3 separate regions of the Homo sapiens genome follow, and regions 2 and 3 are each linked to region 1. A link is a loop called in an ENCODE intact Hi-C map of the cell type or tissue named here. Cell type or tissue: heart right ventricle. All regions are shown on one strand.

What was found. Peaks named below come from ENCODE experiments on the same cell type or tissue, not always from the same donor. Only the 100,000 strongest peaks of a DNase experiment are listed, where the experiment ranks them.
Region 2: it touches region 1 in a loop (2.9-fold over the local background); 35 of 110 quality-filtered maps call a loop at or near these places.
Region 3: it touches region 1 in a loop (8-fold over the local background); 51 of 110 quality-filtered maps call a loop at or near these places.

What each region holds. Positions count from the first base shown.
Region 1 is chr2:41,410,442-41,418,441 of GRCh38, forward strand. It overlaps LOC105374506 (a long non-coding RNA gene), which reads right to left. Exons shown (of 4, transcript XR_939997.3): 4 at 2,088-8,000. Among named protein-coding and RNA genes, the nearest start is that of LINC01913, 460 kb to the right of the region's middle. In heart right ventricle, a CTCF peak has its summit at 4,174 (motif pointing right); no DNase peak of the experiment used is centred here; H3K27ac peaks cover 1,274 bases.
Region 2 is chr2:41,771,261-41,779,260 of GRCh38, forward strand. No RefSeq gene overlaps it. Among named protein-coding and RNA genes, the nearest start is that of LINC01913, 100 kb to the right of the region's middle. In heart right ventricle, no CTCF peak of the experiment used is centred here; no DNase peak of the experiment used is centred here.
Region 3 is chr2:41,694,895-41,702,894 of GRCh38, forward strand. No RefSeq gene overlaps it. Among named protein-coding and RNA genes, the nearest start is that of LINC01913, 180 kb to the right of the region's middle. In heart right ventricle, CTCF peaks have their summits at 4,121 (motif pointing left) and 4,343; a DNase peak (open chromatin) is centred at 4,087; H3K4me3 peaks cover 531 bases.

The DNA of each region.
Region 1 (8,000 bases):
ACCACCAAGGGCATTAGACACTTAAGAAGTTTTCAACATTGAAGATATTTAAACCAACAAAAATAGCACAAAAACCAAAATAAAATTTCAACACAGATGCTGTTAATATGCTAAGGGAGAATAACGTTAAGACATTGTGTTTAATAAGAATATGTTCTATTGAAAAGAGGATATTAGAACATTTCAGAAAATGACAAAGAATTTTTAAAACTGCACATAAAAGATTGGAAAGATGGAGGACTGAGGTAAGGAGTTAAGGCAGATTATTTATAAAGCTGTAAAGACATCTCAACAGAAAACCTAAACAATAGAAGTCTGTAAAAATGATTTCAAATTCAGAAAAAAACATTCTGTTCAATTGAGAATTAAATCCAGGCAACCATCAACTGGTTTAAGATTAGGATAAAAGTATTTTCAGATCAGTAAAGTTCTATGTGTCCTTTCTCAGAAAGCTACTGAAGGATGTGCTTCATCAGCTCAGGAGACAGAGGCAAAAAAAAAACAAAAAAAACATGTAGGATCAATGTGCAGAGGCTAGCAGGCAAGCAGACCAGATTGACGTGGGAAGATGGGGTGCTCCAGAAGGAATGTTTTCACAAAAAATTGAACTAATTGATTATTTACATGGCCATTTAAAAAATAATATTCTGTTGGAGAGACTGGGAAGAATTACTGATAAGCAAATAAAGGAAGATGAAATCAAGTATAAAAAGACAGTATTAAATCCAGGAAAAACAGAAAATTATTTAAGATACAAAGATTAGGCCGGGCGCGGTGGCTCACGCCTGTAATCCCAGCACTTTGGGAGGCCGAGGCAGGTGAATCGCAAGGTCAGCAGATAGAGACCATCCTGACTAACATGGTGAAACCCCGTCTCTACTAAAAATACAAAAAATTAGCCTGGCGTGATGGCTGGCGCTTGTAGTCCCAGCTACTCGGGAGGCTGAGGCAGGAGAATGGCATGAACCCTGGAGGCGGAGCTTGCAGTGAGCCGAGATCGTGCCACTGCACTCCAGCCTGGGCAACAGAGCGAGATTCCATCTCAAAAAAAAAAAAAAACAACCACAATAAAAAGATATAAATATTAGCATAGTACATTACTTGGCTCAGGACTGAATAAAACTGCTATTATCCTTTGTTATGTAATAAATCACTAAAACCTAATATGAACAAATACTATAAGTAAAAATATTGAAAACAATGGAATAAATGAGTGTATTGTGGTGGGATAAAATAATAGAACCAAATGCTCCAAATTAGGAACTAAATAATAGATCTCTATCTTTTCTCTCTCTCTCCCTCTCTCTTTCCCTTTCACCTGCCATGTGTTGATGCAGCAAGAATGCCCTCCTAAGATGCCAGAACCTTGATATTGAACTTTCCAGCCTCCAGAACTGGGTGACAATACATTCCTATTCATTATAAATTACCCAGTCTTGGATACTCTGCTATAGCAGCACGAAACAGACTAAAGGAGTATACACAATAAAAGTCTCACAAAACTTCAAATAACACAAAGAGGCAAGACAACTGAGTCAACCCAAAACATGTAAGTACCCTGAATATAAAAGAACAGAACCGTTAGAAGTCAATATCATATTCTCATTGCAGAGAGCAACTTTATTTTCACAAAATAAATCTAGCACATTATCTAGTATGTTTTTGTTTTTGTTTTGAGACGGAGTCTCGCTGTTTTGACAGGCTGGAGTGCAGTGGCGCGATCTCAGCTCACTGCGACCTCCGCCTCCAGGGTCCAAGTGATTCTCCTGCCTCAGCCTCCCAAGTAGCTGGGACTACAGATGTGCGCCACCATGCCCAGTTGCTTTTTTTGTATTTTTAGTAGACAGGGGGTTTCACCATGTTGGCCAGGATGGTCTCGATCTCCTGACCTCATGATGCGCTGCCTCCCGCAGTACTGGGATTACAGGCGTGAGCCACTGCGCCAGGCCTAGCTAGTGTTTCTAAACTAGATGTTATTGGTTTGTAATGCTGTTAATACTTAATTTATAAGTATTAATTAATTTGGTTTTAAGTGGCATAAAAACCATAAACATAAGAAACATACCTAGTTTTATCTTTGTGCTTTTATAATGTTATAAAAAATTTAAATTAACATTGGAATTTCATAAGTTTTTTCTTAAAATCTGTATATTATTTCAGTTAGAGAATTACTGTCCTATAATTATTGCCTTAACAAAGGGCAATTCCTTCCCACTGAATACAACATATTATTTCTACTCCTGTTATTTTACAATTGTAATCACTGCTTTTTATATTTAAAGATAGCAGGGTAAAAGAAGCATGGTTAAAGACAGATCTGGATGTGATTTTTGTAATTATGCCACTGTACACAAAGTGCTAGCCTGCACCTAGCACTTTGCTATAATTATGGACATAATTATATCTTCCTCAAATATTTGTGAAGATTAAAACATCAAGCTCAAAGCAGGAGCTGGACAAATAGGTTGTGGTTCACAAAAGATAGAGCCATTAACCTTATATATAGTTACACATGAAAAGTATACTATGAAATCTATTTTGAAGATGAAAAGTTGATAATCCTTTGGTTGACATGAAAATGGGGTGTTCACAAATACGTGTACATCTCTTTTCTTCATTTCAGTGTCAATCGATGGCAGTTGGAACTAGCTACTAGTAATTTTCCTCATCAATAGTTCTTGGATCTATTAAATTATACCTTTTCTCATTTGCTTTGTCATTTTAAAATCAATATAAACATATTCCAACTGTTTTATTAAATTGGAAAATTACTGAAATTGAGTCTCCAAAGTTGACCCAGAAACCAGCTGTTCTAAAATAGTATTTTCTGTTTTAGGTAGATCCCACAAAAATGCCATGAATGACATAGCACAGAAAAGCCAAGGGGAGAAGAGCTAAGAGAAAGTCTGAGATATTCTTCCTAGGAAGCAGAAAGTATAAGTTTAACATGGACATTCTCTAGAAAATGTTGAACAAGAGGGGGCTTCCCCACTGTATCCGTAAATATCCTAGCCCTCAGAATCATCACTACCACCCTCAAAATAATTATGCAGTATTCCTGTATATTTTTACAATTTAATTGTTACAATTGTGCAAAGTATTTTCACATACATAAACTGTCCCTCAGTTTACAGAAAATAGCACTATTAGCCTAGTGTAGCTCCAGGATTCAAGCCCATTCTTTCACTTCACAGCAACCTAGTGTCTCCTCCACAGTGAGAGAGTAGGAAGTCTTGCACCTACAAGGCTAACGAAATCAAATTTGCACATGAACTCAAAGGCACGTTAAAATGAGTTCAGTAAAAAACAAAAAGGTATTCATATCTCCTATTAAATAAGTTCCTAAGGAATAAGCATTTCTTACACTTTTAAAAAGAAAAGACTAAAAATCACATTTTATACTGATTGGGATGACCTGTTTTAATGAGCAGTGGACATGTTCAAATTTATAAAACATCTTGATCAGATATACAAAGTAAAAAAATCAGAATAGATCTGAGAAGAAAGGACCGGATGTTCTCGCTAAAGCTTAAAAAGAAATAAGACCATGTGCCTCAAAGGAATAGAAATATGAGGTCATGGGAAAGTCCTGAAATGTTTCAGCCTGCCATGGGAGCATGCTTGCTTATTGACAAGGGAAGAACAATAGATTTGTTAGGAGAGATTAAGAAAGAGACAAAACATCAATAAACAAGAGTTTTAAAATTTTTACCACCCACAAAAAGACTATCTAAATGATTCAAATGCATTTTTGATGTCAAATCCTGCAAATACAATTTCTTTCTGCTCTGGAATAAACCAATACATAAAATGATGCTAAATACATTTAAAGTATGCTCCCATGAATAAGACTTGGGTCTATATTCAAATGCTGACTCAGCGATTGTCACATGACTCAATTATTACAAAGTGAAGCAAAAATTGCTTATTCCTGGTTAATCAGCTGGGAACCCCATTCCTTATAAAAGAAGGTTATAACTTCTTCACACGAAATACAACAGGAGAAAATTTTATCTTAATCAGACAAGCTAATTGGTATTATAGACTGTGTGCCACTTATCAATTTATTGCTTCTTATTTCTGAATTCACCCTTCACTATATGCTCTGTACCAAATCAAGGATTCCTTTAAAACTTTTCACTTTAATGAGCACAATGTTAAGATTTCTCAGTAGAGGGCGCTGGAGAGACATTGCAGGAGGAAGAGATTAGCTGTATGGGTGTGCAGACATCCAGTGGAATGTGCCCCAGCCACCAGCTTAGAACATGATTCCATTGAGACCTCGTTGCATCCTAGACGTATCAATAACCTTTCTTCAGTCCTCTAGACATGGAAACCAGAACCCTCCACACATGTAGGTGTTGCTCTGATGGCCTCCTGCCACACCAACACCTGGACTCTCTGAGTGGATTTCCAACATCTGCTTCTGACCTGGAGCATCAAACACCAAGCACTGTTTCAAAACCCCACTCTCATGCCAGGCTGCATGTGCTACAGGCCTTCTACCATGGCTGGCACCAGACTCTCACTGCAAAACCATGCCACCACGTGCTAACCTACCTAACCTACCCTGCTTGCCCAGGAACTCTAGACCTGCTCAGGCCTGGCCTAACCAGTAAACACCTCTGCTATCCATTGGGCTAAACTATACCTTCCCCAACAAGGTCTGAAACACGCCCCTTCTGAGTTTGTCCTCCCTTAGGCACTCTTCCTCAGCCCTAGGCTACTATATAGTTTCCTTATATAGTTTCTCTTTTATCACAGTTAATAATTCTTTACATTAACTTCCCTTATATAACCTGCTGTCTGGTTTCTGTCTCCCAATTGGACCCAGACTACTACAGCTTGGAAATAGAGAAAATAAATCAAATCTAAAATCAAGAAATATGCTTTAATTTATTAAGTACTATATGCCAGACCATAGACAATTTAAGTATTTTATATCATTTAATCTTCAAAATAATTCAGCAGGATTAAATATTTGAGGCTCAGAAAGATTAAATAATGTGTCCATGTTTGTTCAGCTTAGTTGGAGGCATAAACAGATTTCAAACCATTGTCCATCTGAATACAAATAATTTTAACTTATGAAATTAAATATGCATATTGATAAAGTTATATATTTTTATTTATACATTTATCTTTCTATGAATATATCTATCTAAATAATGTCTTTTCTGCATGGAGTAAATTGTATTGAGAGAAGATATATTTGGGGAGTATAATTAGTGAAGCTTGGTGGTTGACTAGGTGGAGTCATGAGATATTGACAGGTATGGAAAGTAGAATTGATTATAAACATTCCTTGAAAGTTGAATGACGTTGAGCTCTCATTAGAATCACGGCAGGATTTATCACCAAAGGTGTGACAGAAAATAAAAGCAAGACTTAGAGGAAATTCATTGGAATAATGAGTGTGAAGCATGGATGTGTAGTGGGAAAATCAGAACTAGAGGATGTTCTGAGCATTTGCTGCAGAATCCTGGTAGAATGTGCTGAGAGTCCTGCATATAAAGGCAGCAGTGGGGATGCAGGGAATCCATAGGATGGATTCATTTCCAAAGGTACATCATTTCTATGATGGATTTGGCATCAGAATTGGTAAGATGGTTGAACAAGAGACAAATCTGAAGACTGGGAACATGTTATAGGAGAATCTCTGGAAATCCTTCACAAAGGAATGAGCCCTCTTAAAGCATCATAAAACAATCTTTTTCTTCTCATGGGAAACAAGTAACCAACAGTAAGATAAAGCCTTATCAACTATTCATAAGCCAAATATACCAAGATAAGATAAAATTGCTATTTGGTACCAATATGTGTTCACTATTTTTATATATATATATATAAAACAATAAAAAGGGCTGGAAAGGTTTTCTTCTCCTTAGCAGAGATGCAAATGAGTAGTCTCTACAAAGACCTGCCTGGAAGGCTGCAGCAACCCTATGGTTATAAACCGCATTGCCTAGACGTGGAAGTCAGCTCTAGAACCCAGAACTGTTCAGATAACTGAAGAATTCTGGGTCTGTAGCAGTTCTGTGTTACTTGGTATTGTACTTCATAGAGAAATGAGAGAGTGCAAAACCCTGTGATATGCTTCTTTCTTTAGTCTTATGCAGTATTTGTTTGATTGCCATCACAAATAATCAGAGTACTACCTTTCTCAGAGAGAAGAGACAATCTCAAATTTGGTCATTCCTAAAAAACGAAAACCTGGTGCCTTAGAAAATAACAGAAGAGAGGAAATGGCTTTCTTAACAGGCATGGTCAATTTGGGACATACTGAGCATACTGTAACTTTAGGAAAAATAAAAAATAAGCAGAGTGAAAAATAGAACCTAAGCTCAGGAGAGAAACTGAGAGACCATCTATAGGGAAATAACTGTATGACACAGAAGGCTACAGTTAAAAGGAAACATGTAGTTGTTCCAGTTTAATTCCCTTATTTTTTAGAGAGTAAGCTGAACCACTGAGAGGTAGGTGTTACCTCTGTTACTTTGGTACTTTTCCAAAGTGTATTAGGGTTCTCCAGCAAAACAGAGCCAACAGAAGATGTGGGGTGTGTGTGTGTGTGTGTGTGTGTGTGTGTGTGTGTGTATCCTATTGTTATATATACATACCAACATATAGACCAATAGGATATATATATTAGAAACAGATTTATTATAAGGAATTCGTTTGCTTCATTATGACAAATCCCAAGATATGCAATCAGAAAGCTGGAGACCAAAGAGAGTCAATAATGTAACATAATAAGGAAATAAAAGAAAGGAGTACATCTCTATAAATAAATATGTGCATATATATGCATATATATACTGATATATTCCTAGCAAAATAAAGAGTAAATACTCATGGGAATTAAAATCCTCATTTCTGTAAATGATCATGTGGTTGTAACTGGTATTTATAACTCCCTTCTTCCATCACCCATTCTGTATTCCTTTTGTCTTCAGCAAGCACCTCAGTTGGTCATGCTTCTTTATATCGTGGAGTGATCCAAACTTTCATTTCTGAAGGATTTTGGTCATTCATAGTCATTACTGGATTGCATTGTTGTAGTTTCCCATTGACCTTAATCACAGGACATGGTAAAACTAAGAGACATCTTAAGGTGTCTTCTGTATTCCAGACCTACTCTTTCTTACCAGTGTTGTGGAGCAGTAGTCAAATTTCCCCTTGGTATTCAGATCAATCAACCTACCCAGCACAGTAACTCTTCTTTTCCTGTTGATTCAGAGGCATGAGGAGCCCAGATTGGCCAGATGGTAGTCTTAACTTCCAATTCGAACAGTAAACTATCTTACATGCCATTCTATCCTTTTTGGTTTTGTTTTCATTTTTAACTTTAAGAAATATCCTGGAGATGTTTTCTTACTGGTACACATAAAGCTGCTTAGCTTTTCATTTTGTGCTGTTGCAACAATTTATTTAACTGATCTCTTGCTACAAAAATTATTCTTATACATAAATTACTTTATGCATATGCTGGCATATCTATACTGTTTATTATATACATTAAGGTTCTAATGTAGAAGTGGACTTGAAGGATTCAAAAAGTGCATTTCTATTTATGAGAGACAACGTACAATTGCTCTCAGTACTGAGTTTACCGATTTACCTTCCCAGAAACAATGAGAAGTGTTTGTTTTCCCAGACCATTGCCAACATAGTTTGTAATCAAGCATTCTGGTCTTTGCTACCCCAATAATTTTTAAATGTGATCACATGATAATTTTGATTATATTTATCTTATTAAGAGAAAACTGGCATCATTTTAAATATTTGACATTATTTATATTTTCTTTGCTATAAATTATCTGAACATACCATTTGCCCATTTTTTCTTAAATATTTATAGTAGTTCTCTATTAAGGAAATTAACACTTTGGTGTACAAATTTTTTTATATAATCAAATTCTACTATCTCTTTAACTCAGTATTTTTAGACATCCAAGTGATATTGTGAGAATTAGATTTTGATTGCATTCTTTTCTTCA
Region 2 (8,000 bases), 360 kb after region 1:
AGTCTTATTACGGTGGAACCAGCCTACCAAGGGACACTGATGCAGGATAGAATGAAGAGACACCTTCTCCAGTCACCTTCAGCTGATTCAAAGGTTCTTGTGGTTTATCAAAACAGCATGCGATATTCCCATTCATAGGTGGGAATTGAACAATGAGAACACTTGGACACAGGGTGAGGAACATCACACACTGGGGTGGGGGGAGGGGAGGGATAGCCTTAGGAGATATACCTAATGTAAACGACGAGTTAACGGGTGCAGCACACCAACATGGCACATATATACATATGTAACAAACCTGCATGTTGTGCACATGTACCCTAGAACTTAAAGTATAATTTTAAAAAAAATCATGTGAGATAGGAACATGGTTCTAAGCTAAGCGTGTTTCTCTACTGGCAATGAACTGGTGAAGCAGATGGGAAAGGGCAGAATCCATCAAACGGCCATCAGCCAAGCAAGGCCAGCTTTGCTAACCAAATGATTCAGACACATTTGTCATTCCCCGCCTTCCATGTGCAGGTGCTGCATCTTAAAAACTTAGGGCTCCCATTTCAGCCATCCCATGTAGAAATATGCAGCCTATTTCCACTTCCCATCATGTTGCATATATCATTTCTCTTTCTAGTTTCATTGTAATTCATAGGGATTGCAGGCAACAATGAGTCAGCAATGATTAACTGGAGGAGATACCTCTAAGTCACAGATCAATTCACTTACTTCTTTAGCAATCTGAAGAAGGCATCTCATTTCTTTGTGGTTATTTTAGTAACATTGAACCTCAGTAATAAATGAGACTTCAGAGCTCATCTTTCTGTCTGAGGTTGAGTTTAAATCTTAGCAGATGGGGTAGGGAACGGGGGCAGAGAGGAAATTTTGCAAGGGGCCTCTCCTACCAGGCCACACATCCAGATAGCCTCACCCTGCACCATAAAGACTCATCTCATTTTATGACCACCAAAGGCTCTGCAGAAACTTCCCAAGTGTTAGGCAAAGATGTAGGTTCAAGGTGATTATTTCATGACTTACAGAATAAATACTTGGGAAAGAGTACTCAACCCTGAAGTCGACACTCACCAAATTACCTTTTCCAGCTAAGGTAGAGAACAATCTGATTTTTTTAGTGCTAACTATAGACTATTCTCCTAAGAAATTTTTCGGTCCTCTCCACCAGTCTGAGAGCAGGCGCTAGAAAATCGGACTGATTTACTTGATTTTCTTTCCCTGATACAACAGTGCAGTTAGCAAGAAAATGGTCAAAAAGGCAAGCAAACAGATCAGCTGAAAGAAATTAAATTAGGAAAGAGGCACAGTGAGCCCATGGACTCTTTTTCCCAGGCCTCCAGAACGTCACCACACCTTGATTTGACTCCATTAACAAACTTATCTAGAGAGAGCTGGATTGCTTGCTAGGTATTTTAGTATGTATTAAGTATAAATTCAAAAATAAAAATGCAATCCATTTTTGTGCTAGTTCCAAGAGGTGGATATAACCATCACACACAGTACTTCCTAGGATGTATTAGTTATTTACATCACTAAATAAAGCGCAAGACAGTAAAATGCGTATCCAATTTTCTGGCTATGGAGGACCTTTGGTCCATTATTTAACTTCTCAGTTTACCCATCTGTAAAATGGGTATAACAATACTTCCTACTATTCTATATAGCAGGGTTTCACAACCTCAGCATTATCAACTTTTGGGGCCAGATAATCCTTTGTCGTGGAGGGCTGCCCTGTGCATCTTAGGATGTTTAACAACATCCCTAGCCTCCACCCAGTAAATTCCTGTAGTATTCCCCCACCTCACTTATGACAATTTAAAAAGTCTCCGGATATTGCTAGATGCCCCCTGGGGGCAGAAATCATCCATAGTTTAAAATCACTGCTGTAGAGGAATAAATGAACCGATATATATTTAACTCTTAGACCTATTCCAGGCACACAGCAAATGCTCATGACTTGACCCAAAGGATAACAAGTCTGGAGAATAGAGAGACAATTTGTTCTTTAACAAAGAAGAACTTCACTTTCCTTGTAGAGCTCCTAATAAAGTTAAAAATCATTCTCTGATACATTTCTCAATCATTCTCCATCCTTCAAAGACCTTGGTGAAAGGATCCAGGTGGTACTGACTACCTGACAAACTTACAAGCACTTGCGTTATCCCCCTCTTCTCTATTGAATGATACAAGCAATTTGTTGAAAATTGTGTTTATTATCCCCGTTGATACTTGAACACCTGCCCAGCCGAAGACATTGTATACTATAGAGAATATTTTTATTGGATTTAACCAACAATAAAAATAACCCTTCTGGTCTCACTCTTTTTATCTTCGTTTAAAAACCATTTTGTTATCACATCAAAAATGCGGTTTCTCTACTACACTAAGGGAACTGTTATCGCAACTCACTGCCTCTTTGATGCCCAGCACTATCCCAGTGATAAATAATGAGCACAGCCATTCCATTAATGGACAGCTCTCAACGAGAAAGTTTGTCCTTACCCCAAGCCTAACTCTCTCTCCTTGTAATCTCTCTGCACACTGTTCAGTCAAGTACTAATTATGCAGCTGCTGTGTGCAAGGGCCCATGGCCTTGGTCCACACAGGGGTTCTATTCCCTTTCATGACAAAAATCCAGACACATGATGATAATGATGACTTCTTATTTTGGGCCTCTCTTCCCTAGCTAAACGTACCGAGTTCCGTTCACTATTTCTCATAAATTGTGGTATCCTGGCCCCTAACCATTGTGGTCTCCTTCTTTTAGATAAATTTGAATTTGTCAATGGACTCTCTAAATGAGGTATCTGCATTGCACGCCACACTCCAGCTGTTATCTAACCCAGGAAAGAACCCAGCAGGGTTATTACATCTCTGAGCTACAACCATTAGACCTGCAATGCAGCCCAAGATGGGCTATCTCTTTAGCAGGCAAAGCCTCTCAGACTCTTAAGCTTTAAGACAAAGTAAGAGCTCAGATTTTTATCATGCAAATTCCCTCCCAGCAAGTTAACCCCCACTCTGTGTACTCACAGGCCATATTTTGAACCAAAGATAATCATCTATTTATCCCTACTGTATTTAATCTTGGAGTCTTGAGCAGAGGCCAGAATGTCAAGATAGCTTTGCATGTTGGTTCTATAAATCATGGCATCAGCTACTTCTTCCTCCCCCAGTTTTTCCCAGCAGCTTTAGGCCCTCGTAAATTTTAACTTGAATAAATTGTTATATGTGTTTCTAAAAAAGAGTATGCAAATTGTAGCCCACAGCCCAAATTCAGCCACTACCTGTTTTGCAAATAAACTTTTATTGGCGCACAGCCATGCTCATTTACTATTGTCTATGACCGCTTTCCTATTACGACAGCAAAGTTAAGAATTTGCAATGGGCTGGGCACGGTGGCTCATGCCTGTAATCCCAGCACTTTGGGAGGGCAAGGTGGGTGGATCACCTGAGGTCAGTAGTTCAAGATTAGCCTGACCCACATGGAGAAACCTCATCTCTACTAAAAATACAAAATTAGCCAGGCATGGTGGTGCATGCTTGTAATCTCACCTACTTGGGAAGCTGAGGCAGGAGAATTGCTTGAACCCAGGAGGTGGAGATTGCAGTGAGCCGAGATCGTGCCATTGCACTCCAGCCTGGGCAACAAGAGTGAAACTCCATCGCAAAAAAGAAAAAAAGAAAAAAAAAAAAAGAAGTTGTAGTGGAAACCATATAGTCCACAAACCAAACATATTTACTATCTGGCCCTTTATGAAAAAATTTTATGATCCCCCAACCTAAAGCCTTGAAATATATGTAATAGACTTAAGCCAAAATCAGGGTGCTATGGACCTCCAGTTTATTTAAAATGACAAACCAGCACATTTAGGAACAGTGGCTCACACAGCTTTGAATTCATTTAAAAACAAGGCCGTTCCCAGGGCCTGTGCAGAACTCAAAATATACTCTCTGCTATTGGCATTACTTCATCCTAATAATCCCATCCAAGTAAAAATAGGATTAATGAATTAACTGTGCATTAATTCAAAATTTGTTCTCTTATGATAGAAGTAGATGAGGTGAGGGAATGGGAAACAGAACATGTAAATCTTGAAGAAAACAACAGGAGTCTGAAGAGAAAACTGATTCTCAGAAGCCCCTGGAGAAAACTGATTCTCAGAAGCCCCTGGAAACCAAGAACCAAGAGGGGTTTTTGTAGAGATATATGGATTTGTTTTTTTGAGGATTAATGTTTCCTCTCACGCTGGCCTTTGTTGGGGTTAACATTGCTCCTGAGGCAGGCAACTTGGAAAATTACCACAGCTGCTGCTTAAAACCTGCCAGATGGGCTTCCTCATTGTTTCCCCCATAGACAGGTGATTACTAACTAAACCCAACACTGTAATGGAATCCAATGTTCTCATAGGGTAGTAAATTCTCATAGCCTTAAATCCAGGCAACCCAAAGCCATTTTTCCCCCTTTAAACTCCATGCCCTTTGCTTATTTCCAACTAACAGTTCCCACAGCAGGTTCTAGAGCCTAAATACCGCAGGCTAGATTGTGCAATGTCAGGCTGACGGCTCAGGGGAAAAAATAATATTTGCATTTGAAAACACACACTGATACAGCATGGATGCCTGTCCCCTCCAAATCTCATGTTGAAATATGATCCCCAATGATGGAGACGGGCATTTAGGTCATGAGGTTTAGGCATTTAGGCTTAGGTCATGAGGGCAGATCCCTCATGAATGGCTTGGTGCCCTCCCCACAGTAATAAGTGAGTTCTCACTCTATGAGTTCATGTGAGATCTAATTGTTAAAAAGAGCTTGGCACCTCTTCCTCTATCTCTTGCTCCCTCTCTTGCCATGTCACACTCCAGCTCTCCTTCCCCTCCACCATGACTAAAAGCTTCCTGAGGCCTCACCAGAACCCAAGCAGATGCTGGTGTCATGCTTGTACAGTCTGAAGAACCATGAGCCAAATAAACCTGTTTTCTTTATAAACTACCCAGTCTCAGGTATTCCTTCATAACAATGCAAAACAGAATAGCCAAACCCTATTGTTAAAAAATGTTAGGCCCAATGCACTGAGTCTGAAAATGATCGTGCAAATGGGTCATTTGCCAGGAGGAGAGAATATTGCCAAGTAGTTCAGGCCATGGGCAGGCCTGGAATGGATTCTTGACCTGCTTGTTTCCTCCAAATCTCAGTTTCTTCATTTGCAAAATAGAAATAATAGTAACATTTCTTCACAGGGCTGTTGAGAGAATTAATGATATAATGCATATAGAGTACATAGTATGTGGTATCTAGGAAACATTCAGGAAATGTTTAAATTTACAAGAATTTCTAAGACGATACCCAAAGTACCCCTCTCTGGACAACAACACTAAAGTCACACACACCACTTAACAAATGAGAACACAAGAACATGCAAGTTTTTAGATTTTTCCCAAGGCAAGAAAACAAGCACTGGTGCAGATGTGGAAAGAATGTTTTCAGTCTACTGCCTACCTGTGATAACCCAAAAAAGAAGTCATTATTAAACAAGCAATTGCCTTTGTTTTATTGTTTTTCCAAATAAATTCACCCATGTTGAACCTAAAAGCCAGCCACATGTGACTCCCCACGTCCTCCAGCCTTGCTGTATAACCCTTACCTGTAATATGTGCATTAAGAGACAGGTTCAGCTCCAAAGCAGAGAGACACACAAATACCATGGCTCAAAATAAATAGACATTTACTCCACCCTCATGGCAACAGTCTGGAGGTGACACAAGAGGTTAGGTAGCTCAGCTCGACAGGAGCATCCAGGGACTCAGGCTCTTTCTGCTTTGTTGTTCTGCCATCTCCTGAGCTCCCTGAACCAGCAGGACCAGCATCACTCAAGAACTAGTTAAATATGCACATTTCTGGGATTCTACCTCAGACTTACTGAATCAGAAATTCTGGGGGCCCAGCCATCTGTGCTTTAACAAGCCTTCTAAGTACTGTCGTTACCCAAGTAGTCAAAATGAACTTACCGCCATTTCCATGTTCTAGATCATGGAAAGGTAGAAAAGAAGAAATGAAAGACAAATCATTTCCTTTCAAGGAAGTAAAAGGGAAACTGCACATGTTGCTCATTCTGTTCACTCTTCCTTGGCAAGATGCATGGTCAAAACGATACATCCAGCTGCAAGGCAAATGCAGTCCCCAGCAGCATAGTTATGGCAAACTGGAGGAATTGGGCGGGGGGCGGGTTCTATTAAAACCAAGAATAGATATTGGGGAAGGGGGACAATTAGAAGTCTCTACAACAGTATTTAAATGGAAATGGGTACAGTCTCCCACCCCCGCACACAGAGGAAACTCAGTATCACTGGTACCTCTCAGAGGTTGCATTATTCCCTTGACACTTCTAGATTTGATTTCCTCCTTCCCCTGAATAATTATCTTACTTAAGTCAATCCTCCCCTCGTATCTTTCCTTCATTTTCCCCAAAATCCTTACATGAGAGTACTTACCTGGAACAATGATGGTGAAGGGATATTACTGCCCAGCAGATCATTTAAAATCAAATCTGAGACCCCTTTGTTCTAAAGACCTCCTTACCCTTTCCAACAAGAACCTCACCCTGCTCAACTTTCTTACCCTTCCCATCTCTCAGCTCCTTACCCCTCACTTCTGAACTGCCCATGGGAATCTAAAATGGCTGCCAGCTCCTTTTAAAGAGAAATAATTCTTATCTCCACTATGCCAGCAGGGGCAAGGAGGCAGGGTGAGCAGGAACACCCTCTCATACCTGAAGAAGTTAATAGCAAAATTTTCTAAACAAAGGCAAATCTCATCCTCTCTTACCAGGTTTAAAACAATACAATTTTTTCCTCCACCCAGAAACAGGCCATGGTGCCACCCTGCATTGAAGTCAATCAAATCAAAAAGTCTTAGAAGAAGGGATTATGTAATTGTTTCAGAGGTTAGTTTTCTATTATTTAAAATGGGTTCTTCAAAACTAAATCTTAAGTATGAAATGGCACTGATGTACTGAAGCATCATTTCTAGACAAGAATTCTCTCTCCTGCTCTTAATTAAGGTTTTTTTCCCTTAATTACCAGAGGGGAGAAATGTTTAGTTATTTGAAATCTTAAAAGTAGATGGTTAAAAAGTTGAAACAGTACAATTAAGTACAAAATCAAAAGGAAAAATCTCCCTCCCTATTCTATTTCTTCCCAAAGGTTACTTTGTTAGCAACTGCTTGTGTATCCTTCTGGGGGGGAAAAAGTTCTTATTATAATGATGAATATGTCTAAGAAGGTACTGAATGCTTAACCCATGCTAGGCACACTGTACTAAGCGTTTTGCATAATAAGCCTGTAATCCTCCCAACAACCCTATGACATGAGTACTATTATTCTTAGCCCTGATTTTACAGGTGAAGAATCTGAGGCACAGCGAGAGACGTAGGCAACTCACCCAATGTCACACACTAAGCAGTAGAGATAAGAATCAGCCCATCCAGGCAGACTCCAGAGCCCAACCTCTTCAGCACCATGCTTAGTGGGATCTTCTCCACCCAGTGAACCATACATTTCTCAAAGTAAAGCCATTGAGCCACTTACTCAAGGGATCCCAAGGTATCTGTTTAAGAGATGTTCTCCCTCTCATCTATGCATAGCATTCCTAATTTGTTCCCTGCCCAAGAATTTAAAATATATATTTAAAAGAAAAATACAAAATGGAAAGAAGCTTATGGAAATAGAGATCAGACCCAAGGAACAGCAAGAGATGGGCTGGAGTAGCCCTTTCCCTCACTTTCCCTGTGTCATCTCTCCTAAGGAAGCACTGGTATGAGCATTTCCAGGGAAACAGATGGAAGAGGGAGGGAACAGAAGTGGGAAGTGGGTTCTTTCAGCCTAGAAGAGAAGCTGGTGGGGCATCTCCCAGGGAAGTTCCATCTAGGGAGAAAAGGTGGCTCCACAGAGGTGTCCTGATTCCAGATCCCAGAGAAAGGACTTGGAATGAGCAG
Region 3 (8,000 bases), 280 kb after region 1:
ACTTCAGATTCTTAATAGGAGGACTGCCATCCCATTTGATAGTTTCTTTTAGTCAACAAACTCACACTTACAGGGCTTGGCACTGGGGCACAGGGTGGCAATGAATTATACACGGTCATTTTCTTCAATAAGCTCACATTCTCATGGGGCAGTCAAATATCATATAAATCACTGTATTTCACCACCATGGGTTTTACTAGAGACAGAAGGAACTATTTGATATAATGGAAAAGGCTTGAATTTGGGAATGAGAGATATGACAGTTCGAATCCCACTTTTGCAATGTGTTCAGCTCTGTCACCTTTGGAAAAGCTACTTCATCAAAGAATTTTAGTTTCTTTATTGAAAAATAGCAACAAAACACAACTTTGCAGGTGCTGGGAGGCTCCATGGCTGCAAGGAGGAGTGGCTGCCAGAAGCATTCTGCTCCCCCTGTGCTCACTCATACCAGTTCCAATCCCTGCTTTGAGGAACTGTGATGGAAAATCCAGGGAGGAAGATTAGAAGTGACGGAGGTCACATGTTTGGTACAGCAGCAGCACGTGATAGGAATTTGATAAATGATAGCTATCATGGTTGACAACTATTAGGAAAACAAAACACCATTTTTCATGTCCCTGGACTATTTCAATAACCACAGAACTCCAGTCTCTTCTCCCTCTGTGCCTTAGAGGATTCCAAGAGAGCTCTTTCTACAAAGCAGAGCTGATTTCATAAGCTCTATTTCAAACACTTAGTAGCTCTGCCCCTCGAGAAAGATCCCATCTCCTAGGCAAAGACTGTGCGCACCAACACATGTCCCCTGCAACCCCCTCTGGCTCACTGACCAGCACTCTCCTGTAAACCTCTGCCCCTTTCAAAGCCAGTCCCCCTACCACATCGTCTTTTCTCTTGCCTCTTGGTTTTGGACATTCTGTTCCCTTGGCCTGGACTTTCCAATCCAACCATGATCACTTGTGCAAATCCCTCTGAGGAGCCACACCCCAACAACCTTCACACCCCACTCGGATCCTAACTGAATCCCCAACTGCCCTCTCCTGTCTATTCTCTAGACTGCAGCAAGGCTGCTTTGCACACACAAAGCCCATCATTGGCACTCTCTTTCTTAAAACCTTCAGGGGCTCTCCTGCCATCACACTTGAATCAAAACCAACCCTCGACCAAGGCCTCCAACACCTGCCTGATCTGACCCTTCACATCCTCCCGACTTGCTCCCTGTGCTCCAGCCACACTGACCGGCCTGCAGCAACTTGAACCCTGAGCTCTTTCTCACTTCATGGGCACCAGCCCCTGCTGTAGGGAAATGCCGTCTTCCACTCCGATCCTCTGCAGAACACCCCCTGGTCAGTCTCCTGGCTTGGCTCAAGGCTACCTCCTCTGGGGACCCTTATCCAATTCCCCAAACAAAATCATGGCCCTTTTATTCTTGCTTATGTAACCTGTTCTTTCCCTTCACAGTATTAATCACAATCTGTAATTATTCTTTATGTGTTTAGGTATTTGTACGTTTTTTACTTAATGACCTTCTTTCTCTCTAGACTGTAAATTCCATGACAGGGCCTTTGCTCCAAGCAGGGAGCCCAGATCCCTTCACAAATATCCATGAAGGAGAAGCTTCCATGCAGACCTCCTGAAGGCCTCTTTTCCCTCTACCTACAAGTCAGCTAGGCCTGCTGGCCTCCTTCTGTACCCAGCAATATGATACACTGTTTTGTAGCATTTTATTTATATGGCCAAATCTCTCCAGGAATGTGAGCTTTTTCCCAACACCCCCCCGCCAAGATGGAGTCTTGCTCTGTCACCAAGGCTGGAGTGCAGTGGTGTGATCTTGGCTCACTGCAACCTCCACCTCCTGGGTTCAAGCAATTCTCCTGCTTTGGCCTCCCAAGTAGCTGTGATTACAGGCACCCACCCTACACTTGGCTAATTTTTGTATTTTTAGTAGAGATGGGGTTTCACCATGTTGGCCCGGCTGGTCTTGAACTCCTGACCTTGTGATCCACCTGCCTTGGCCTCCCAAAGTGCTGGGATTACAGGCGTCAGCCACCGCACCCAGCTGAATGTGAGCTTTTTGACACTAGAGTGATTCTTCTGTGTGTTGCCAGCATAGCAAGACCTATTCCCCCAACTCATGTCCAGCATAAGAAATAGCTAGTAAAGGTAAAGTGCTCCTAAACTTACAGAGAAAAACATTAACAGCCCTGCCTTCAGATAGCATCGTGGCTAAAACTTCACTCTAATTTCAGAGTGGAAAAGATAATAAGGAAGGGATAGAGTGAATGCAGGTATACCAAATGGAAGGTCCCTGTAAAAATCCAGAAGAAATTCAGTTAACACAGACAAAAGAGTGCTGATACAGATAATAATAAAATATGAGACAGATTTGAGAGACGTTTTGGAGAAAAAACTGACAATATTTGGGCAAAACACAGAGAGAAATGAGATGTCAAGCGTGGCTCCTCAGGACCTGGCTTGTAAACTTGGAGGATGGTGGAACCACCCACGGAGATCAGGCACCATGCAGGTCTTCATGAGGCACCGTGCAGGTCTTCAGGAGGCGGCGTGCAGGTCTTCACGGGGCGGCGTGCAGGTCTTCACGGGGCACCGTGCAGGTCTTCACGGGGCAGCGTGCAGGTCTTCACGGGGCACCGTGCAGGTCTTCACGAGGCAGCGTGCAGGTCTTCACGGGGCAGCGTGCAGGTCTTCACGGGGTACCGTGCAGGTCTTCACGAGGCAGCGTGCAGGTCTTCACGGGGCACCGTGCAGGTCTTCACGGGGCGGCGTGCAGGTCTTCACGGGGCGGCGTCCAGGTCTTCACGGGGCACCGTGCAGATCTTCACGGGGCAGCTTGCAGGTCTTCACGGGGCAGCGTGCAGGTCTTCACGAGGCACCGTGCAGGTCTTCACGAGGCAGCGTGCAGGTCTTTGAGAGGCACCGTGCAGGTCTTCATGGGGCAGCATGGAATCAATCACAAGGTGGGGGTGCCATCTAAATAACCATGTGTGTGAATGATGAAGGGAAGGGACTCTTGGGGATCTTCTCTTGGAAAAGTCATTTCACCTATCTATCTCCCATTGTTCTGAGGCAGACAAGGGGAACAGCTGATCATTCAAAAGTCATCTCTATTTGGCTATGAAAAGCAGTGATTTGAGAACAATGTATACTTAAGCTGTTCTTTCTATCCCAAACACTCCTCTGTCTCTCTCCCTTCTCTGCAGCCTGAGACCAGCATGGAGATAAGGAATAAGGTTCTAAACTAGATGATCCACTGAAGCAAAGAGTTAAATGTACTTTCAAAGGAACATAAGGACAAAACCAGATTCTCCTTGGTGTACAAAGAATCCAGGTGAATTGTCATGGGAACAGTAAATGGATGTTAGATTATTTCTAGCTACCTTTGGTTGAGTACTTGCTGTGTGCCTGGCATTTCATGTACATTGTCTATCACCTTCACACAGAACCTACAGGGATGGGAAGAAAGATTCCAAGAGAGTAACTTACCCGAGGCTGCCCAGCTAGTGAGTGATAGAGCAGGGATTTGGACTCAAGTCTGCATGACTCTGAAGCTAATCTTTTTTTAACCCTAGTGAATTTCTAGGTATTGAGTGAGCAGTACTTCAGCATTGACCCCCATATGCAAAACAAGCATTTCCAGGTGGTTAAACTTATTTAAGGTGAGGCCCTCGGGCACACTATAGAACAAAGCTAATTGGGCTCAGCAGAGATCAAAACCACGACCTTGTCCTTATTTTATCTTTCTGCCACTGGCGTGCTTAAGGCAGACAAACACTTGCCATCAAACGGCTATAAAGCGTTTTATTTCCCTTCATATTGTGTAGGTTGCTCATTTATTCAAAGAACTCAGCCTTTCAAAATAAGCCACTGGCAAGAAGAGAGAAAAGGGATGTTCCTATAAATTATCCAGTGGAAAAGCTTTTACGGCATTCGACCAGGACTTGAAATGTGGGAGGTAGGACGCTGGAAATCTACCTTGAAGATGTGCAGAACCAGCGGCAGGTCCTGGTCCCCAGGAATGGGGGGTCGGCGCGGGGAAGGGGGGAACGGTCTCTGTTTGTCTTGCTGCGTGCTCACACTGCCACCTGCTGGCATAGCCCACATCTCCGCTTCCCCAGCTCCTGTCCACCTGGAGACCCTGAGAGATTGCCCACATTTTAGCATCTCCTTTCCTCCTTGGAAGGTGTCATACTCAAGAGAAATTTTTATTTCTAGCCAAACACTCTTTTTAGCCTGACAGCAAACGGCTAGTGGGAATCCATGTGCAAGGGAACTCTGTGTGAGGAAAACAGAGAGGGAGGGGAGCGAGGAGGAGTCTATGAGCTGGTGGCTGGGAAAATCTGCTGCACCGGTGAATCCAGTTGTCATTGTCAGGACCTTCAAGGCTTTTTGGCCATGACTCTAAGAACAAAACCTCCCCAAATCCCTTTTAAATACAGTGGGGTCCATTCCTCCCTACATATTTTCTTTTCCTACAAGCACAGCGAGCGTATCTAAGGGCGGGGAGGGCTTCCAGCTTGAGCACATAGCGCCATTATTTGACGAGAGCACAGGAAGCAGCCTTCATTTTAAAAGAATTTCAGTCTTTAACTTTCATTCACTCACAGCATGAAAATAAATCACTGTGCTTGAGCATTTTAAAAATTAAAGGCTTAGATATTACATGTTACTCAAAGGCTCCTATCTTCAAATACCTATTTCCATTAGCTATTACGGTTTTTAACTTTTCTTTTTCATTATCTTGTATTCGCTTCATGAGGCATTATGTAGATGCAGCAGACTGAAATGATTTTCTCTCATTCCAAACTAAAGATGATGATGAACTCCATTCCTCTGGGGTAAGTTTGGAATAAAAAGATGGGTTACAGAATACTGGAGGTAAAAGTCAGGGATCGATCTGGTGACTTGACTCTCATATATATAAGGTTCAACAACTCAATAATAAATAAATTTAAATCATTCCCTGATTCTACTTTCCAAAGGAAGACACTGAATGATTCACTGAAAGATTCTCACTTGCCCAAATCTCCAGTTTCTTAGTAAGGGAAGGTAACATGGAATTTCTTAACCTTTGTCTAGTTTTCAGATTGTCTACATCATTCACTGCATCGACCTCCTGTCTTCTGCTTTCTCATGCAGAATTGAAACATATATACCTCATCCCCAGGAGGTCTCGTTTACTTCCGTGACTTCAAGCACACCTGAGGGCCAATGATGCCCAGGTCTGCATCCTCAGTTCTGAACACTCACCCGAGGTCTAGACCCACCTCTCTAGCTGCACACTAAATATTTTCTCCCTGAATGTCCCATAAGCACCGGAAGCTCATTGTGTCTAATCTCAAGTCTTGGCCACCCTGGCCCCAACTTCCAAACATGCTCTTCTCTCATATAATGGCCCCAGTTAATGGGAAGACTATTCACACAATTGTGTAAATCCAAACCCCAAATGTCACCTGACACCCCAATGCTTCCTGTATGATATTGATCACGAAGTTCTCTCAGGTCTACTACCTTTGTCTCCAGCTATACTGACACTTCAGCCCTTTCCAAATGGACTGCTGAAATAGTATTGCAACTATCTACTTTTCCCCATATTCAATGATCTCTTTTTCATCCTTCACATGCAAAAATGTAAAACGGATCATATCCTTGACAGCAAAATTCTGTATGCTAAATTGGACTTCATCAAAATTTAAAACTTCTGCCCTGCAAAAGACCCTGTTAAGAGAATGAAAAGATAAACCATAGACTGGGAGAAAGTATTCACAAATCACACATCTGACAGAGGGCTTGTATCTAGAATATATAAATAACTCTCAATGCTTACAATTATAAAAACAAACAATCCAACCTAAAAACGGCCAAAGGACATTCACAGGCATTGCAGAGAAGAAGATACACAGATGGCAAAGAAGCACATGAAAAGGTGTTTAACACCATTTGCCATCAGAAAAATGCAAATTAAGACTACCATGAGATATAACTACACCTATCAGAATGACTAAAATTAAGAAAAAATTGGTAACATCAAGTTCAGGAGAGGATGTAGAGAAACCGAATCACAGGTGAGAATGTAAAATGGTAGAACCACTCTGGAAAATAGTTTGGCATTTTCTTTTAAAACTAAAAATAGACTTACCATACAACCCAGCAATTGAACTCTTGAGCATACGTCCCAGAGTAATGAAAATGCATTTTCACAAAGAAATTTGCACATGGATGTCATAACTTTATTTGTAATAGCCAAAAACTACCCAAATGCCCTTCAATATGTGACTGGTTAAACTGTAGAGCATCCGTGCCATGAAATACAACTCAGCAATAAAAAGGAATGAACTCTTGATCCACACAACAACCTGGATGAGCCTCAAGGAAGTTATGCTAAGTGGAAAATGCCACTGTCAAAGAATATATACTGCATGATTCCATTTATGTAACATTTTTGAAATGACCTAATTATAGAGGTAAAGAACCATTAGTGGTTGACAGGGGTTAAGGATGGGGCAGGAAATGGGTGTAGCTATAAGAGGGTAACACAAGCGAGTCTTGTGGTGACGAAAGAGTTACATAACCTGATTATGATAGTGGTTATATGATACTACACATATAAGAAAATTGCATGGAGTCCAGGCACAGTGGCTCACGCCTGTAATCCCAGCACTTTGAGAGGTCATGTTAGGAGGATGGCTTGAGGCCAGGAGTTCAAGACCAGCCTGGGCAACATAGCAAGACCCTATCTCTACAAAAAAATTATATAAAAAAGAAAAAGAGAATTGCACGAAGCTGCACACACACATACACATGATATAAATGAGTGCATATATTTACCTGCCAGATCTAAATAAGCCCTATGGATTATATCAAAGTTAATTTCCTGTTTTTTACATACTACAGTTATGCAACATGTTCACATTAAGAAAGGTTGGGTAAAGAGTGCATGACACCTCCTTGTGCATTTCCTTACATCTTCCTGTAAATGTGTAATTATTTTTAAATAAAGTTCTTAACTGATCATGCCACTCCTTTCTTGCAGTTATTTTTAGCTCTCATTATTCATAGAATAAAACACATTCATCTACTCATAACATAAAGTGTCCTCCATTCTGGTTAATAGTCTTTATCGACTATGCTAAAATGTCCACCATTTTTTAGACAATGTTGGCCTTTACTTCTAGGATTATAGAAAATATATCCATGCAACCTGAAATTTCTCAAATTTGCCAGAGTTGGACATTCTAAGCATATTCAACAGTCATTTAGTAAATCATTGCCTGTCGAAGCCAGATTAATCTATCAAATAGTTATCCTTTCTGGATACCATAGTTTTTATACAATTTCTCTAAAAGGAAAGGAAAGATGAGGTACTGTGGTAGGGGCAATAGCTGAGTAAGAGCTGTGATAGCACACAAAGCAAAAGAAAGGGTAAAAGGAGTCCACAGATGTAGAAAATCCCCCTTTGCTGATGAATTTGCTCATTTTATAAGCCCAGTGTATTCGCTTCCTAAAGCTGCAGTAACAAGTACCACAAGCTAGGTAGCTAAAACAACAGAACTGTATCACAACCCTGAAGTCCAAATCAAGGTGTCGGCATAGGTTGTTCCTTCTGGGGGCTGTGGGAAAGAATCCGTTCCATGGCCCTCTCCTAGCTTCCAGTAGTTTGCTGGCAATCTTTGGCATTTCCTGGCTTGTAGAAGCATCGTCCCAACCTCCACCTTCTTCTTCACATGTTATCCCTCCCTGTGTGTGTCTCTCTGTCCAAATTTCTCCTTTTTAGAAGGATGCCAGTCATTTTGGATTAGGGGCCACCCTGCTATGGTATGACCTCACCTTAATTACATCTGCAACAACTGTATTTCCAAATATGATTACATTCTAAGGTTCGGAGAGTTAGGATGTCAACATAACATCCTAATTATGATGGAAATTTTGGGGGGATGTAATTCAACCCATAACACCCAGGGAGCTCTAGTAGCCAAGAAAACTCC